Regions from separate parts of the Homo sapiens genome. Here region 2 is linked to region 1. A link is an interaction called in ENCODE POLR2A ChIA-PET data of the cell type or tissue named here. Cell type or tissue: IMR-90. All regions are shown on one strand. Region 1 overlaps PDS5A (PDS5 cohesin associated factor A). Region 2 overlaps SMIM14-DT (SMIM14 divergent transcript).

Region 1 (4,000 bases):
CTGGAAACCTTAGGAATCAAGTTGTCTGATGCTAAGAGAACTTTAAACTCTCTCTAAATAGAACACACCTACTGATTGCTTGAGGGACTTCTCTGATACTTATGCATAGATACTCTTTTTCAGCATGTTGGAGGCAATATTTTATACTTTCTAAAGGGTTCTGAAGAGGCAATAAGGAAGAGTGGGGATTTTTCTGCCCCTGTAAAGGTATCATTTTCTATCATTGGTATCCATTGTTCCCTAAGCATCTTCTGATACCTAAATGTGTGTAAATGCATATTTAAAATAATTACCCATCTTTCAGTCAATACACAGCCAACTCTTGATTATCTATGAGAAACGTAAGTGACATTTACTCTCAAACTTCACTCTAACAGAATCATCCACCTTTGATACACTTGTTTGTTTTACATCCCATGTACACTACAGCCTATCAAGACGAAGTTATAACACAAATGTTGTTTCCTCTGACCCATGCTAGAAACGTGTAAGGAAATGGAGTGAGCACATTCTGCTAGGGCTTTGCGGATGACCCTACAGTGGACAGTGGGGGCAGGATAGAACTCTGGACATGAGAAAAGACAAATTTCATGTTCCTCCAGAATCAGGTCTTACATGCCTTCGTTATTTTGTTATCACAAAATTAAAAACCTGAGGCTTAGTCACTATTTTATATAGATAATGGAGAGTTGACTGTAATCATGTTATGACTTTAGCTCTTTAACATGAAAAAATTCACAAGAAAGCATATGATAAAAAGATTAAAAAGACTGCCATGACATCTAGAAGCATTTATTTTATGCAAAAAACTTAAATATGATTATGTGTACACATAAAGTGCACACATTACCTATGCTGAACAATGCCAAGAAACATAATATATTGATGCAACAGTTTTCTAAAATAAACATAAAAATGAGCCCAGACCATCAGACAAAAGCAAAACACTTATTTCCAAATAGCACAATGCTGAAAATTGATAGCAATCCTAAAACACCTCCAACTTTCCTTAAAAGCTGCCAAAGTCCAACTATTTTTTAAAAATTGATTTTTTTTACATTAATAAAAATCTGGTGACAAACATTATAAAACCAAATGCTGGACAGTCTTTACTCCTTTAAAATTCCAAATATTCCAACATAATCACAGGAGTAAAAACCATTTTAAAGTGATATGCTTTATGAAACAAACAACAATATGTACATTTATTGCAAATTATATTAAACTAAAATGAGGGGAAATCAAAATATGAACTGTTTACTACTTGCAAATCAATAATTTTAATTTTCTCACTCTGATAAAAATCAGAAAGCAACATTTATAAAATTGCTACCACATCACTTTTCATAGCAGGGAACCGAAATCTGTACATCTCATTTTTGCAGAAAAGTAGGCAGGCAGAAAGAATTATACATAAAAGTTTCCAAAAGGAAAAACAAAGAAATATTTAATCTGATCTCTTTTCTTTTAAAAAATTAATTCAGTAGACTTCTATTTTTTCCTGTGTAACATGGGAATTCCTGGCTCTAAAATGGATGAATTTTCAGTGTCAGTGTAAAGACATCTTGTTACTTTCTTTAAAATAAAAACTGCAGCGTGGAAATTAATGGTGTATTACGCATTTAAACTCCAGATAGGCAGGAACTGGAACCAAGTGTTAAGCAATTTGCTTAATTATTGACTTTTCGTAAGAAAAGTCTAGGGGAAGGGGGAGAACAGAGTTGCTTTTAGCCTCTCTCTCAAGAGTTTCTGCTGTACATTTCCATCAGAGGACTTGTGGTCATGTGAAAAGGAAGTAATAGTCTCTTTAGTTTTCAAGGCAGAGAGTGTGTGTTCTGAAGTGAGCTTCATTTTCTGTTCAGGGACATTTGTGAATCCAAGTTTTTGCAGAAGCTGGAGCCTGCTTCTGTTTGGCCTTCATTTTCTCCCTTTGCAAATGCATTTTTACCTTAGGGTTAAGAATAGAACGCAAAGTTAGAAAAGATGTGGAGAAGATATAAACCAAACGAAAATGATTTCATTTCCATAGTTGTTATCTAAAATCTTTTTTTTTTTTTTTAAACTTAAGCATCAGGATCTCACTCTGTCACTCAGGCTGAAGTACAGTGGCACGATCATGGCTCACTCAGCCCCAACTCCTGGGTTCAAGTGGTCCTCCAGGCTCAGCGTCCAGCCTGAGCCTCCCAAATAGCTAGAACTATAGGCGCACACCACCATGGCTGGCTAATTTTTAAATTATTTGTACAGACGGGATCTCATTATGTTGCCCAGGCTGGTCTTCAACTCCTGAGCTCAAGCGATCTGGGAAGCCTGCGCTTCTCAGATTCACTACTGGGATTACAGGCATGAGTCACTGTGCTTGGCATGTTATCTAAAATCCTTAAAAAGTTTTTTCATTTTTTCACCTGAAACTTGGTTTAAAGAGCCTTTCCCTAAACTATATAAAAACCAAACACCAATAAAGAAGTTTTTGTTTTCAATGACTTAGTGCTGCTATCCAATGCCCTATTTGCTTACAACATTAAAAGCTATTTATCATACTATGGCAAAATGAATTTATAAGCAGCAAAATAACTTCTGACTCATGAGCTGGGTAAACATAAACGTTTTAGCATACTAAAAACATCCCAACCAAACTGGCGTGTTTTTTTTTTTTTTTTAAACGCATTTCCCTAATAGGGAGGGAAATTCTGATCCCTGGAAGCACAGGAGAGTGGGACATGGCCTCTTTCTCACCTCCTCTCACCTACTCCTCTTTGGGAGAAGGAGGAACTCATCTAATAGATGAGATTAGGGAAAAGGAATGAGCATGTTGGGATTGACTTCATCAATATTTGTTCTTTTGCCCTGAGAAGTGCATTCTGGTTTGTCTGTGGCTGTTCAATTCAGTGGCAAGGCATTAGCAGCCCAACTTGCCTAATTCATTCCACATTTTTATTTATTTATTTATTTATTTATTTATTTGAGATGGAGTCTCGCTCTGTTGCCAGGCTGGAGTGCAGTGGTGTGATCTGGGCTCACTGCAAGCTCCACCTCCCGGGTTCAAGCGATACTCCTGTCTCAGCCTCCTGAGTAGCTGGGACTACAGGTGCGTGCCACCATGCCCAGCTCATTTTTTGTATTTTTAGTAGAGACGGTGTTTCACCATGTTGGTCAGGATGGTCTTGAACTCTAGACCTCGTGGTCTGCCTGCCTCGGCCTCCCAAAGTGCTGGGATTACAGGCATGAACCACCACGCCCGGCCCATTCTACATTTTTAATCAGCCTGATCAGTAGTAAGACTGTCTCCTTTTCCACAATTTTACACCTAAAAGAGAAAGAAAGATATATTCCCAAACTCCTTTACTACATACATATTTTATAAAGGTAACAATGCTAAAAGAGCTAAGTGATTATTACAATTCATACAGAGACTATTAATTTGTTATACTATTTGAAGCAATTTTAACAATATGCTATTAAAGAATTTTTTTTTTTTTGAGGCAGAGTCTTGCTCTGTTGCCCAGGCTGGAGTGCTTGGCATGATCTCGGCTCACCACAACCTCCACCTCCCAGGTTCAAGCGATTCTCCTGCCTCGGCCTCTTGAGTAGCTGGGACTATAGGTTGCGCCCCCACGCGCAGCTAATTTTTGTATTTTTAGTAGAGATGGGGTTTCACTATGTTGGCCAGGCTGGTCTTGAACTCCTGACCTAGTGATCAGCCTGCTTTGGCCTCCAAAGTGCTGAGATTACAGGCATGAACCACTGGACCCGGCCAAAGAATTATTTACAAGCTGCCTGCTACACCTTCAGGAAGCTTCCCTTTCCTAGCCCTGAGTCCTCTGTATTTCTTGGGCTGCTCTCACAGACTTCTGAAAGACCCAGGTCACTGGAAGAGCTCCTGGACTTGATTCTATGTACCAAGATGAACTGCCATCACTGCAAGCACTTGGCTTCTGAAAAATTTCATGTTATTTTGAGAAAAATTCACTTGTTACTAAAAAAAATTCATATTGAACTA
Region 2 (4,000 bases), 160 kb before region 1:
TTTAGAGAGAGAGATGGAGTCTTAGTATGTTACCCCCAGGTTGGTCTAGAACCCCTGGGCTCAAGCAATCCTCCCACCTCAGCCTCCCAAAGTGTTGGGCCTACAGGCGTGAGCCACCACATCCGGCCCAACATTCAACAAAATTTAATAACCATTCATGACATAAATTATCAGGGAACTAGGAATAGATGAGAACTTCCTTTGAAGTTTAAGTAGAAACATGTACAAAAATTACAACTAGTATATTTAATGGTAAAATAGTGAATGCTTTCTCCTCGAGACTGGGAATAAAGCTAAGATAACCACATTTACTACTTCCATTATATTGTATCAGAGGTCTTATCAAATATAGCAAGGCAAAAATAAAGATATAGAAATTCAAAAGTCCTGGAATTTGAAGACCCCAAGAACCAGGAGCTCCAATGTCTAAGCATGGGAGAAGATGAATGCCCCAGCTCAAAAAGAGAGAGAGTGAATTTGCCCTTATTCCACGTGTGTGTGTGTGTGTGTGTGTGCGCGCGCGCGCGCGCATGACGGAGTCTCACTCTGTCACCCAAGCTGGAGTGCAATGGCGCAATCTCGGCTCCCTGCAACCTTTGCCTCCTGGATTCAAGCAATTCTCCTGTCTCAGCCTACTGAGTAGCAGGGACTACAGGTGTGCATCACCACACCCAGTTAATTTTTGTATTTTTAGTAGAGATAGGGTTTCACCATGTTGGTCAGCCTGGTCTCGAACTCCTGACCTCAAGTGATCCACCTGCCTCAGCCTCCCAAAGTGCTGGGATTACAGGCGTAAGCCACCGCGCCCAGCCTCTTCTTCCACCTTTTTATTCTATTTGGGTTCCCAATGAATTGAATGATGCCCATCCACATTTATGAGGGCAGACCCTCTTTACTCAGTCAACTGATACAAATGCTGGTCTCTTCCAGAAACACCCTCACAGACACATCCAGAAATAATGTTTTACCAGCTATCTGGGCATCCCTTAGTCCACCCAAGTTGACCCCAAATTAACTATCACACCATCTTACCAGCTCCCTTTCCCACATCCAAACAATCACTGAATCCTGTTAATGTAACTTCTAAGTCAGCTTAAGTTTTGGCATTCTCTCTTTTTCAGTACCAATTCTTAGATCACTGCCTAGACTAATAAAATAATCTCTTAATTGGTGATTCTGCCTAGAGTCAGCTCTTCACAAATCATCCTGTGTGTTGTTGCCAGGGTGTTCTTTCTGAGATCTTTCTCTAACTATGTCATTTCCCCATTTAAAACCCTCTGCAGGACAGGACAAAGTTCAAATTCCTTTACATCTGAATCCCATTCTCCACCTTATGCATTGCACTGGAACATTGTAAATCTCTTTGTTTCCTGCACACATCATGCTCTTGTACATGGTGTTCTGCTGCCTGGAATGTCCTTTCCACCTTGACTTCTTGCTGCATACCTATTCATCCTTTCAAATCTGGTGCCTGCAACCACTTGCTGGTGTTCTGTGACACTTTCTTGAATCTCACAGTGAGAATATCCTCCTCTGCACTATTTCACGACCTTGCACATAGTTCATTTGTTTCATACATCACACACTGTTGTGTTACGTATTGACATGGCTGTCTTCACAACTAGGCTCTGAGCACCTTAAAGGCTGGGACTGACGCCAGTCACAATCTAATGCAAAGGACAGTGCTGTTATGGAAATGTTTATTGAACTGAACTGAAAATCCTGCCACATAAAGAGAGCTTAGGAAGGACAGAGAAGAGATAGAATGCTGAAAATGCCAAGCATAAACTTTGCAGTGGCTGAATTGTAAGAAATTCACCCAAAGAGTCAGCTCTGAGTCACCTCTTTTGAGGTTCAAAATCACACAAATGAAGCAACTGAACATAGAATTTAACCACTTACTTTGAAGAGGGTTTCTTGCTAGCCATTCAGGAAAATACAAAATGATGCAAATATCTTTTTAAAATAAAGAATATATAGAAATTCAAATCAAGTATTAAAATGTAAGGCTAGTTCACCTCCTCAGAGAGAATGAATAACTTGGAAGAGGAAAAAATGGTCTAAAAATTTCTATTAGGATAGTATCTCTTCTTTTTCCTGCATTATCATTTTGTATTTTCTAAGAGATAGAACTCACTTTCTGTTCCTACCATTTTATAAGGCCTCTATTTTAGCAGTAAATTGGTTGAATTACTGCCTGAAACTCTACATTTTAGATGAAATATTATAAATAGGATATTTTGTGAATTGCAGTTACTTGTTACATAAAGGAACAGCTATAAAAACGCATCGAAATAGGTAAGACATTTTGAAAAGCAAGATTTTGTATTGAACTGTCTGTGATGCATTGTAATAGGTTAGTCCAAAAATACTAACTTGGTTTTCTTTTCTTTTTTTTTTCTTTTTTCTTTTTTTTAGCTCAAAGCACCTGTCATAAAAATATTAACTTGTAATAAAAGTGTTTAGTAACACTAATATGTGATGGCAATTTCAGGAAAGTCAATGTTCTGAGCAAGAAGAACAAGGAACAGAAGGTATAATGATAACAGATGAGAGAGGAAAAAGCAGACTCAATCAACTCCTACTTTTCCATCATTTTTCCGTTACAGAGAATTATCCTCAAATTAGAAGGAGTAGGACCTACATGGTAAAGAAAAAATTTACGTGCAAGGCAGATGAGGAAGTAAGAGAGCATCCAGCCCCTTCACACAACTTCATTCTCTGTCTTACCGAAAGAATGTGAAATGTGGTGGTAGCTTTACTGGGGACAGGAGAGGTGCCAGAAGTTTGAAGATGGACTAATCTCCTTGTTTTCTAAAAGAAGAACCTATAAGTCTCTGAGCACATTTTTCTTTGGCAAAATTCTGGAATGGATAATTAGACAAATGGTTTGTGAATCTTTAGAAAAGTGGCAAAAACAAGGCACAGCATAAATTCACTAAAAAATAAGTGGACCTAAACTAAGCATTCTTTCTTCCTGATAGGAATCCTACTTTCCTTGGTCTGACACCTGCAGGGTCAAGTATGGGCCTTGGAGTCAGCTGAGGCTGAATTCCAATTCCAGTTCCACCACTCCAAAAGTGACACTTGGACACCAAATTCTCTGAGACCCTCCTGTAATGCAAATTTAGTGGAGCTACTTTGGGGTTAGCTCTCTCTCCCCCAGGGCCTTCCTTGAGACCAGTTTCACACATGGTCTCATTACAAAACAGTAACAACAAAAACCCCAATTTTGGAGGCATTAATAAATAATGGGGATTATATTATACATAACAAAGCAAAATATTCATAAAAATCATCTTCTATAACCTGGGTCTGGCTGGGTGCAGTGGCTTACACCTGTATTCCCAGCACCTTGGGAGGTCAAAGTGGGCAGATCGCTTGAGCCCAGGAGTTCCAGACCAGCCTGGGCGACATAGGAAAACCCCATCTCTACAAAAAATACAACAATTAGCCAGGAATGATGGTGGGTGCCTGTAGTCCCAGCACTAGGGAGGCTAAGGCAGGAGGATCACTTGAGCCCAGGAGTTTAAGACCAGCCTGGTTAACATAGGAAGGCCCCGTCTCTTCCAAAAATACAAAAATTAGACCAGGCACGGTGGTTCACACCTGTAATCCCAGCATTTTGGGAGGCCAAGGCAGGTGGATCACCTGAGGTCAGGAGTTTGAGAGCAGCCTGGCCAACAAGGTGAAACCATGTCTCTACTAAAAATACTAAAATTAACCAGGACTGGTGGCGGATGTCTGTAATCCCAGCTACTTGGGAGGCTGAGGCAGGAGAATCCCTTGAACCCAGGAGGCAGAGGTTGCAGTGAGCCAAGGTTATGCCATTGCACTCCAGCCTAGGAAACAAGAGTGAAACTCTGTCTCGGAAAAAAAAAAAAAGCTATGTATGATGGTGGGCACCCATAGTCTCAGCTACCAGGGAGGCTGAGGTGGGAGGATCACTTGAGCCCAGGAGGTCAAGGCTGCAGTGAGCCGTGATTGCACCACTGTACTC

Evidence for each region. ChIA-PET counts read pairs that join two places held together with the same protein. Peaks named below come from ENCODE experiments on the same cell type or tissue, not always from the same donor. Only the 100,000 strongest peaks of a DNase experiment are listed, where the experiment ranks them.
Region 2: POLR2A ChIA-PET joins it to region 1 with 5 read pairs; 3 of 35 experiments call an interaction of 5 or more read pairs at or near these places.

The regions. Positions count from the first base shown.
Region 1 is chr4:39,823,541-39,827,540 of GRCh38, forward strand. PDS5A (PDS5 cohesin associated factor A) reads right to left here. Exons shown (of 33, transcript NM_001100399.2): 33 at 1-1,948. The coding sequence ends at 1,945. Among named protein-coding and RNA genes, the nearest start is that of UBE2K, 130 kb to the left of the region's middle. In IMR-90, no CTCF peak of the experiment used is centred here; a DNase peak (open chromatin) is centred at 2,341.
Region 2 is chr4:39,663,705-39,667,704 of GRCh38, forward strand. It overlaps SMIM14-DT (SMIM14 divergent transcript), which reads left to right. Exons shown (of 6, transcript NR_183845.1): 6 at 2,419-2,960. Among named protein-coding and RNA genes, the nearest start is that of SMIM14-DT, 27 kb to the left of the region's middle. In IMR-90, no CTCF peak of the experiment used is centred here; a DNase peak (open chromatin) is centred at 1,827; H3K27ac peaks cover 168 bases.